3 separate regions of the Homo sapiens genome follow, and all the other regions are linked to region 3. A link is a contact called in ENCODE Hi-C or POLR2A ChIA-PET data. All regions are on one chromosome and are shown on one strand. Each heading gives the region's core, a stretch centred on a gene start or an enhancer-like site at or near the end of the contact. The rest is flanking DNA. Distances are from core to core; before and after follow the strand shown. Region 1 holds the start of RPL10A (ribosomal protein L10a). Region 2 holds the start of TBC1D22B (TBC1 domain family member 22B). Region 3 holds the start of PXT1 (peroxisomal testis enriched protein 1).

Evidence for each region. A loop is a pair of places that touch in the nucleus more often than their neighbours do. ChIA-PET counts read pairs that join two places held with the same protein, here RNA polymerase II (POLR2A). Pooled maps may share reads with other maps.
Region 1: a loop to region 3 is called in a pooled map, with 5 times the contacts of the local background. The contact joins the promoter of RPL10A here to the promoter of PXT1 in region 3. A Hi-C loop is called at or near these places in 5 of 50 pooled maps. POLR2A ChIA-PET finds 5 or more read pairs at or near these places in 2 of 52 experiments (B cell and activated CD4-positive, alpha-beta T cell).
Region 2: a loop to region 3 is called in a pooled map, with 7 times the contacts of the local background. The contact joins the promoter of TBC1D22B here to the promoter of PXT1 in region 3. A Hi-C loop is called at or near these places in 1 of 168 maps with a recorded cell type or tissue (endothelial cell of umbilical vein), 1 of 37 single-sample maps with no recorded cell type and 11 of 50 pooled maps. POLR2A ChIA-PET finds 5 or more read pairs at or near these places in 2 of 52 experiments (PC-3 and activated CD8-positive, alpha-beta memory T cell).

The regions. Positions count from the first base shown.
Region 1 is chr6:35,466,835-35,469,686 of GRCh38, forward strand. It overlaps RPL10A (ribosomal protein L10a), which reads left to right and starts at 1,567. Exons shown (of 6, transcript NM_007104.5): 1 at 1,567-1,605; 2 at 1,965-2,039; 3 at 2,113-2,193; 4 at 2,547-2,695. The coding sequence starts at 1,601. It overlaps FANCE (FA complementation group E), which reads left to right. Exons shown (of 10, transcript NM_021922.3): 10 at 1-268. RefSeq lists enhancers at 1,007-1,056, 1,333-1,889, 2,067-2,136, 2,197-2,296.
Region 2 is chr6:37,256,411-37,259,293 of GRCh38, forward strand. TBC1D22B (TBC1 domain family member 22B) reads left to right here and starts at 1,362. Exons shown (of 13, transcript NM_017772.4): 1 at 1,362-1,563. The coding sequence starts at 1,508. It overlaps TMEM217B (transmembrane protein 217B), which reads right to left and starts at 1,734. Exons shown (of 2, transcript NM_001395378.1): 1 at 1,158-1,734. It overlaps TMEM217 (transmembrane protein 217), which reads right to left and starts at 1,734. Exons shown (of 3, transcript NM_001286401.2): 1 at 1,158-1,734. RefSeq lists a silencer at 1,193-1,322 and enhancers at 1,423-1,482, 1,583-1,642, 1,729-2,364.
Region 3 is chr6:36,441,520-36,444,384 of GRCh38, forward strand. It overlaps PXT1 (peroxisomal testis enriched protein 1), which reads right to left and starts at 1,335. Exons shown (of 5, transcript NM_152990.4): 1 at 1,016-1,335. KCTD20 (potassium channel tetramerization domain containing 20) reads left to right here and starts at 1,481. Exons shown (of 8, transcript NM_173562.5): 1 at 1,481-1,592. RefSeq lists enhancers at 1-349, 1,834-1,933, 2,539-2,598 and silencers at 156-225, 1,384-1,673.

The DNA of each region.
Region 1 (2,852 bases), core at 317-2,816, 970 kb before region 3:
GAGCCACCACACCAGGCCAGAGCTATATTTCCAAAGGCTGCTGGCCCCAGGCACACTCCTCATCAATTCTCAGGCTGCAGGGACAAACTTTCCGATAGGGCTCAGTAGGATCAAGCCGACCCAGAGTGGGCATGGGATGCTCCAGGAGGTCTGGGGTACCAGTGGGCTCAGATGAAGCTCTTGTGCTCATGTATATTATGACCTTCTGTGTTTTTGTTTCTGACTTGAATAATTTATCAATGGTGTTGAATAAAAGCAAGTTCAATAATGTCTTTTTCTTTTTTTTTTTTCGAGTCTGAGTCTCGCACTGTCGCCCAGGCTGGAATGCAATGGCATGATCTCGGCTCACTGCAACCTCTGCCTCCCCAGTTCAAGCGATTCTCCTGCCTCAGCCTCTTGAGTAGCTGGGATTACAGGCGCATGCCACCATGACCCGCTCATTTTTGTATTTTTAGTAGAGACGAGGCTGGTCTCAAACTCCTGACCTCAGGTGATCCGCCTGCCTCCCAAAGTGCTGGGATTACAGGCGTGAGCCACCACGCCTGGCCAATGTCTTATTAGAAGCAGTACCTTCCTTCCCATGAATTCTGGGTATTGAGCCCATCCGCACCCCCTCCACTTCCCTGCTCAATGACAAGGAACATCTTTTTCCTGGTGAGGGGAAGGGTGTAGGGTATCTTATTCACCCTCTGAGGGCCAAATAATGTGTAATACCACCCACCCCATCCTATAGGAGCTGCCCCCACCAGGCAGGGGGGTAGGTGAGAATGGGCATCTTAAAGGTGGGAGTGACTCAGTCTGGAGTTCGGGAAGGGTTTTGGGCAGATGAATCCGAGGAGAGATCTGAAGGGCTCTGGGGGTTACTGTGGCTAAGAGGATGAGACCCATTGGACAGAGGAAAGAGCAGAGAAGACACCTTATGGGTGTGCAGTGCTGTGTGCCTGTTTTACATCCTTGTATTCCTGTAGCACCTGGCTAGACGCCTTATTCATAGCAGTCACACTTAAAACGTAGATGTTATCAAATTAACTATCAAGTGAAAGTTCACTTAAGGACTTTCCCAGCTCTTCCCCTCTGCAGGCGTTGAAAGGACAGGAACAGAACTTTCCGGACACTTCCCTTACCACGAGTCCACGTTAGAGCAAGGTGCTGAGGGAGGGAGGTCGGGCCAGGCTTCCTTTTGAGAACATAAGCTGGTGCGGAGGGCGCGAGGGGAGAGGGGTTTGAGGGACAAGCGTGCCGGAATCCACGCTGTCAGTGAACATCACTGGGCTGTACCAGTACGTGTGACTACCGAAGCTCGAGCCCCGAACCCAGCCGCTTCCCTAGGGGTCCAGCAGCAGCGGGCGCGAATCGGCACATTACCGGGGGACCGCGGGGCGCTCAGGACTGCGACAACTCTGTGGGTTACCGCGCCGGCCTAGCGGCCCAGCGACGCCCCCCAGCGGCCAGAGAAGGCCGCGCTTCTCGGGGTTGGCCCACCCAACCGCTCTGCGGGTAGGACCGAGGAGCAAAGCATTATCGCGAGATCAGGGCCACTATTTGAGCGCATGCGCAAGACATGCTAGTCTCTTTTCCGGTTAGCGCGGCGTGAGAAGCCATGAGGTGAGTTGGTCCTGAAAGCCCTATCCGCGTTCATCCGCGCCTTCAGGTGCCCCGCCGAGGGTTCGGATCCTGTAGGCCGCGCCGCGGACCCTTGCGCCACCTGCGCCGCGGGGCATTTCTCAAGGCGGGTCGGCCTGCGGGTCGCCCTTCCTACCAGGTCCGATCACTGAGAGCCTCCCTCTTCCACCGGGGCTTGGGTCTGGGTCTGAGCTCCCGTCGCTCTACTTGGTGTCCGGAATCTACGGGGGAGTCCGCCGTGGGCCGCCCGCCCGTCTCGAAGCCTAGACCTCGGAGGCTTCCAGGCAGTCCGAGCGTGTGGACTCCGCGGCCCTGAGCGCCCTGTCGCTTCTCTCCCGCAGCAGCAAAGTCTCTCGCGACACCCTGTACGAGGCGGTGCGGGAAGTCCTGCACGGGAACCAGCGCAAGCGCCGCAAGTGAGTGCCGACCCTGGGGCACGGCGCGGGTGGCGAGGGCCGGCGGGTGCTTAACCCCCCTCCTCTCTCGAAGGTTCCTGGAGACGGTGGAGTTGCAGATCAGCTTGAAGAACTATGATCCCCAGAAGGACAAGCGCTTCTCGGGCACCGTCAGGTTGGCACCGTTCTGATCCCACCCAGCCCTCAGTGCCCCCGTGCTTGCCCCTCCCCTGCAGGCTCCCGCTGAGCCGGAGGCGGGCACGTCGGTACTGATGTGCTAGGGTAGTTCAGACCCCCTGCTCCGGGCAGGCGCGGCTGGACGGACCCCCACCCTGGGTCTTAAAACATGAGGGGAGGCGTGGGTAGGCCTCGGCCGAGCCCGCCGGCCAGCCTGAGAAGCCAGGCTGGCTGCTGGTGAATGTGAACGCTCCGGGTAAGGCTCGGTGGCTGCTGCGGTCCCAGACCCTTCACCGGCCCTTGGGACCCAGGGCTAGGCGTAACCTGTTGGTGCTGTCCCCCAAAACGCAGGCTTAAGTCCACTCCCCGCCCTAAGTTCTCTGTGTGTGTCCTGGGGGACCAGCAGCACTGTGACGAGGCTAAGGCCGTGGATATCCCCCACATGGACATCGAGGCGCTGAAAAAACTCAACAAGAATAAAAAACTGGTCAAGAAGCTGGGTGAGTCCGGCCGCTGTGGTTTTGCATGTGAGATGTGTGGTGGGGGCGGTAGAAAGGCTTTTCTGCCATTTTCGATTTTTAAATGATGAGGGGCCTAGAATAGCAAAGGATCGGCGGTGGTTGCCTAGCTTGCCTGAGTGCTGTTTTAGCTTTGGGG
Region 2 (2,883 bases), core at 112-2,611, 810 kb after region 3:
GCTGGTCACTGCATCCTAAGAAAAAGAAGCGCCAGAGAAAGGCAAGTAAAATAATTAAAAGAATAGAGGGGCTTTTTTTCTCTGGGTTAAATGCCCATAAAGAAGATAAGATGCTTTTATAGCATGAAAGACTCAGAGGAAGTAAAAATAGCCCTTGTCATCCAATCCTATAATTCTTAAATTAGGGGACAAAAGAAGCTTGAAAATGGGAGTAATGAAGAAACCGTCGTTGGAGGACATATAAAAGAAGGTCCTTCTTTGGCTGGGGCCAGGGGTCAGGTCTTTAAGTATTCTCCAATATGTGGAAGTACATGTGGTAGCTGTAAATGGAGGGTGGGGGTGGGGGTGGGGGACACGCAGCCCACCTCAACAGTCCTTCGAAGGGACAAAAACCACTCTGGACTGGTGCCCGCCTTCCCTCTTTCCCCAAATCACCACGGAATACAACCACAGAAACTCAAAACCAGCAAAAAACGCTGACAAGACATTCAAAGGATTCAAAATGCTAATACTAAATCTCATTGTCTGGGAAAATTAGATTGAAAATAAATTCAAGGGTGCAAGATTTATAATAGATTAACAAGGGAAATTAAGGATGTTGGTGGGGCCGGGAGGAGATACATCCTTAACTTTGTGATTCACACGATGGAGCAATACTGTGTCCTTCAAAGAAATGGTATTTGGTAATCTGAGTTGGACAGCTATCATAAACCATTTCCTATATACACTGTTAGCATAGTCAGAAAGTGAGAGTTATGGATTGACATAGGGATTAGATCATTTGAATTTTTAACCCACAGCACAAGTCCTTCAATCGTTTTCAATAAACAGAGGGAGAGGGAGACTCTGATGAACCGTTGCTCACGTGTTGAACAGTTAGCAATCCCGGGCTATCGGGTCCCTGCTGACCTTCCTTCAGAAAAACGAATGGACATGTAAACGGAATGAGGAAAGGAGGGTAATAACCAGAGTGTCATTGAATTGAGAGATGTTAAAAATGGGCCACAACCAACACATGGGCCCTTACTTTTAGGTGAAAGATTCCTATATATAAATACATAGTATGTTCTCTCTTGCCAAGAAATATTAGACTAAGGAACTTCATTCCTCACGAAGAAGATAATCCCCTCTTCCTTCCCATAGGTCCCTTACCTTACCTGCTTCTTCCCTCTCGCGGGTAGGAACTTTGAGCCCCGCCTCTCGGCTCGTCCAAGCTCCGCCTTCCCCGTCCACCTGTGTGCCCAGCCCCTGACGTTACCGGTCGGCTTCAGCGGCCTGCAGGATTCCGGCTCCCAATTGGTCGGCCCGTCCACGGCTTGCGCAGCTCACCAATGGCAGCGGTGCTGGGTGGAGGGGTGCCCACATCCAAGATGGCGTCCCCAGGAGCTGGGAGCGGGTGACCGGCGGCGGGGAAGCGGCCTGGGTTGGCCCTCAGATTGCGGGGTCTGGGGGCATCTCGCCGGGCAAACCCTTGGCCCGCCTACAAGGACTTCCCCCGGCCAGAGCAATGGCCGCTGAGAACAGCAAGCAGTTTTGGAAGAGGAGCGCTAAGCTGCCGGGGAGGTGAGCCCAGGACGCTGAGAGGGATAGGGGATTGGACCAAACCCTTCCAGATCCTAATCCCTGAATCCCGCGGGCCTGGGGCGCCACAGAGGCCAGAAGACTGGTTTGGGGAAGCTGGGACTGCCTGGTGGCGGCAGGGCAGCTGTCAGGCAGCGAAGCGAACAGCGAGCTTTGGGGACGGCTGGATGTGGGTGTAGACCGGGGTCTGGGGGCGGAGGTTTCAGGAGGGGTGACCTCAGCGGGAAGGTGGCCGAAGATTGGGCGTAAAGGGGAGTGGAGTTGGGTGAATAGTCAGTGTCGGCCCTGGTCTCGGAAGTTCCTCCCCAGAGCTGCTTCCCACTCTAATTAGGACTCCCTCTCAGGGGTCTCCACCACGCACAGGTGGTTGGTCGCTCGAGGATGGCCCCTTCCCTTGATCCCTGAGGTCGGCACTTACCCGAAGGATTCCGGTGGGAGTTTGGGGCCGCCTGCCGAGAGGGTTAGGCAGGAAAAGTGAGGACGATTCTCAACCCTGACCTTACTTTATCTTGAGTTGGCCCTTTCCCACTAGGAATTATTACAAGACGACCACAGAATCAGGGTTATTCCTTTGGCATTTTCTAAGGATTTGTCCAACCCCAAGTGACTTCTTCCTCCCCTGCATTGTAATGCACTTCTTGTGCAAATGCACTAAATTCGTTCATTCTTCAGTTGTTTAACTGGAGAGCAGACCCCCTAAGACTACCCCCACCCTCTTTTCGGTGTATGTTGAGACTTTTGGCAAATTATCCATCCATCAATCTACTGTTGGTTTACTGTTTCAGTTTATTTTGGGCAAAGTCCTGAGAAGTATAAGGAAGAGTGTGTATTTCAGTCGTAAATTTAAGATTTCTGCCAGCTACAGTCTACTTGGTGATGAAATTCATGTTTGGTTGTGTCCCCTGTGCTACCTTTTCTAATGGATTCAGGTTTTTTCCTTCTGGGATAATCTTTTGAACTCGTGACTTTTTTTTTTTAAGCGAGAGAGAGATGAGGGTCAGTAGTGGCTAGGTAAGAGCCTTAATTTTTTTTTTTTTTTTAAATGAAATAGAGACAAGGTCTGACTGTGTTGCCAGGGCTGGTCTCTGACTCCTGGCCTCAAGTGATCCTCTTGCCTTGGCCTCCCAAAGTGTTGGGATTACAGGCGTTAGCCACCATGCCCCACCAAGAGTCTTATTTTATTAAGGATTCTAGTAGACATATGGAGAATAGGGTGGAAATCAGCTTTTAGTAATACTTATTAAAGTAATAGAAAGGAATGCAAAGATAACTTCAGATTAAAGTGCTGTGGACTCAACAGTG
Region 3 (2,865 bases), core at 85-2,584:
GAGCCCTTACAGGATTCTCCAATCTAGCTCTTCTGCCAGCCCGGAAGTGCTGGGAGGGCAGAGCCACTGACGCAAGCAGCAGGGAAGCTGAGTCACCATGGGGACGTGAGACTGACTTACAGATGACGAGTGCAGCCTCACAGCCTAGTCCATGTTGAGATAAACACAATACAGTCCTGCATACTTTATAGTCATAAACGAGGGAGAATAGAAATGGAAAATGACCCTCTAGGCCTCTAAGACCAAATTATAATGAAAAAATTTATGTCTTCAGTTTTGAAAATTAAATTTTTTGACCCTGATAAAACAAATTTGCTATACAAGTATCCGTTAACCGTGTGAAACCTACTGAGTCAAACTATTTTCTTACATTCCTTCCACTTCAACACCAATTCTAATCCAATTCCAAATTAGTTTTCAGAGAGTCTCTTGTAAGGAAAAGGAGAATCGACTTCGAATTTTAAAATTTGTGCTATTATTAGTTTATAGAGCTTTCAACAATTTACAAATAGTTTGCATAATCAGTATATTTAATTAGTATATATAGACATATATATATATATTTGAGAGGGAACTTCACTGCAACCTCCCAGTTGCCTCCTGGGTTCAAGTGATTCTCCTGCCTCAGCCTCCCAAACAGCTAGGGTTATAGGCGCCCACCACCACGCCCGGCTAATTTTTGTATTTTTAGCAGAGACAGGGTTTCATCATGTTGGCCAGGCTGGTCTGGAATGCCCAACCTCAGGTGATCTGCCCGCCTCGGCCTCCCAAAGTGCAAGGATTACAGGCGTGAGCCACCAAGCCCGGCCTAGTGTAATTTTTAAAAGTACAAAAGCCACTAGAAACCGTGACAATAAGAACTTCCTTTTGGGTTTTCCAGCATTTGGTTCATAGGACATGGACCATATATAGATGTTTTTTGAATGCTGAAATCTTTTACTCATAACACAGTTTTCCCAGTAACTTGCTTCCGGTTGATTTAAAATTTGTAATACACCTTTGTAATAGCAGGTACCTTCATGAAACTCAGTATTTGAGAAAAATGTGGAGTTTTTCCCCCTTTCTTTTGGCCAGAATGTATATCCAGGGTAGTGACTTTCGAGCAAATGCGTTTAAGCAACTCCAGTATTCTTACTACGCTACCTCCAACCTCGCTCCACGCATGGGGAGATCAGGGTTCCACATTTTCGGGTAAGCATTAGCCGTCCTGGCGCTGCACGAGCGTATTCTACAATTCCGAAAACTACTAACTTTTCCGTCTGCAACCTTTAATAATTGAGAGGGTATGCGCAACTCAGAAAAGTGCGCCCGCTGAGGTTGGGTGCAGAGTGGACTGGAGGAAAGGCGACACCCATTTACGGTGCGGCCCCGGACGGGGTCCCCAGACACGGCCTTCCCGGCGTGCCACGCGCGGAGGGGACTCTTAACGTGAAGCGCTGGGTGACTCAGCCGCGTGGCCGCGCGGTCCGGGGCGGGGGGCGCGCGCCGCTGCGGCACAGCCGGTCCCGGCTGCGGCTTCTGGCTGCGCGGCCTGCGCGCGCCTCCCGGGCGGATTCCAGCCCCGAGCGGGACAGCGCGGCGGGGAGCGACGAGTAAGTGGCGGCGCGGTACGGTTTCGGGCGCGAAGACCGGGCAGGGAGAGTGTGGCGGCGGGCGTGGCCCGAGTCTTCCCTTTGTGGCCGAGGGGGCGTCTCCTCCGGACGCGGCGGCGGTTCGGACCCCCGAGTCGAAAGGCCGCGGGGCTGAGCTGGGCGCGAGGAACCTGTGGGCAGCGGCTTGATGGGCTCCTGTTTCCGCGCGGAGGGCAGAGTCTGGTGATCCTGGGGAGGGAGGCGACGCTGCGCCCAGGTGGTGGGCACAGCTGAAGTGTAACTTGACTGCTTGACTGCTTTTTGCAGGCCTCGGGTGGTTCATCCCGCCGGAGAGGAATGGCGAGAACCTGGAGTGTTGACTGGCAAAACATTTGCAGACGCGGTTTTTCTGGCAATTAATTGGCTCCATTAAAAATTAGGTAGTTGGTGGGGACTTCCTCCTGAACTCTGGAGCCGAGCGCATTTTGCTCGGTCTTTTCAGCCCTGTTTCCGCGTCTTCCTTCCCTGCCACCCGCAAATTGCCAGCTTTCATCCGTGGCTCTGAGTGCAAAAGAGCTGGGGAAAGCCTTAACCAGCAATTTTCTTTTAAATAAAACTTTGCTTTTTATAGCAGTGTCTTCAGGTTTAGAAGCCCAGTTCTGCACTATGAGAAAACTCTTCTATTTTGGAGTTTGTGATTCTTTCTGAAAATTCCTCAGTTGAAGAGATTTATTTTTAAATAAGAATCTAGTGAACAAACTAACATGATAAACAAGGCTGTGAAGGAACTGTTTAACCAGCTTATGAAAATATGTCCCAGAGTCCTTAGTTTTGTTCCTGTTCGCTGTGCGAGAAGTTGAGGTAGTTTTTTAATGGTCTTCAAAACAAAGTGTTGTAGTAGTGTCTGTCGGATGTGATGAATCCAGAGTCAGAGGACTTCCGCTCAAGGCCCCCACCTGAAACCCCAATTCCTAGGCCATAGTTCTGAAACAGAAGATTGTTCCTTAGTAATAAGGTTGCAGTACCCTAGCACCTCTTCCATAAATTTGATTCTAGAGATTTGTGATGGGTCCCTGAGTCTGGGATTTAAGCAAGCACCTGCACTCTTGGTCTGTTACTGATGATCCAGGGACCGACCACACGTTGACAGACACCACCTTTAGGCTGGGCTGGGAATTTTAAAAACTGCCCAACAGCCTTAACCCTTTGTCGATGTTTTCCTCCCCTGCCCTAAACCAGTCGTAGGACAAGAAGCCCTGACTCTCCAGAAGCCAATATGAGAAAAGATAGTGCT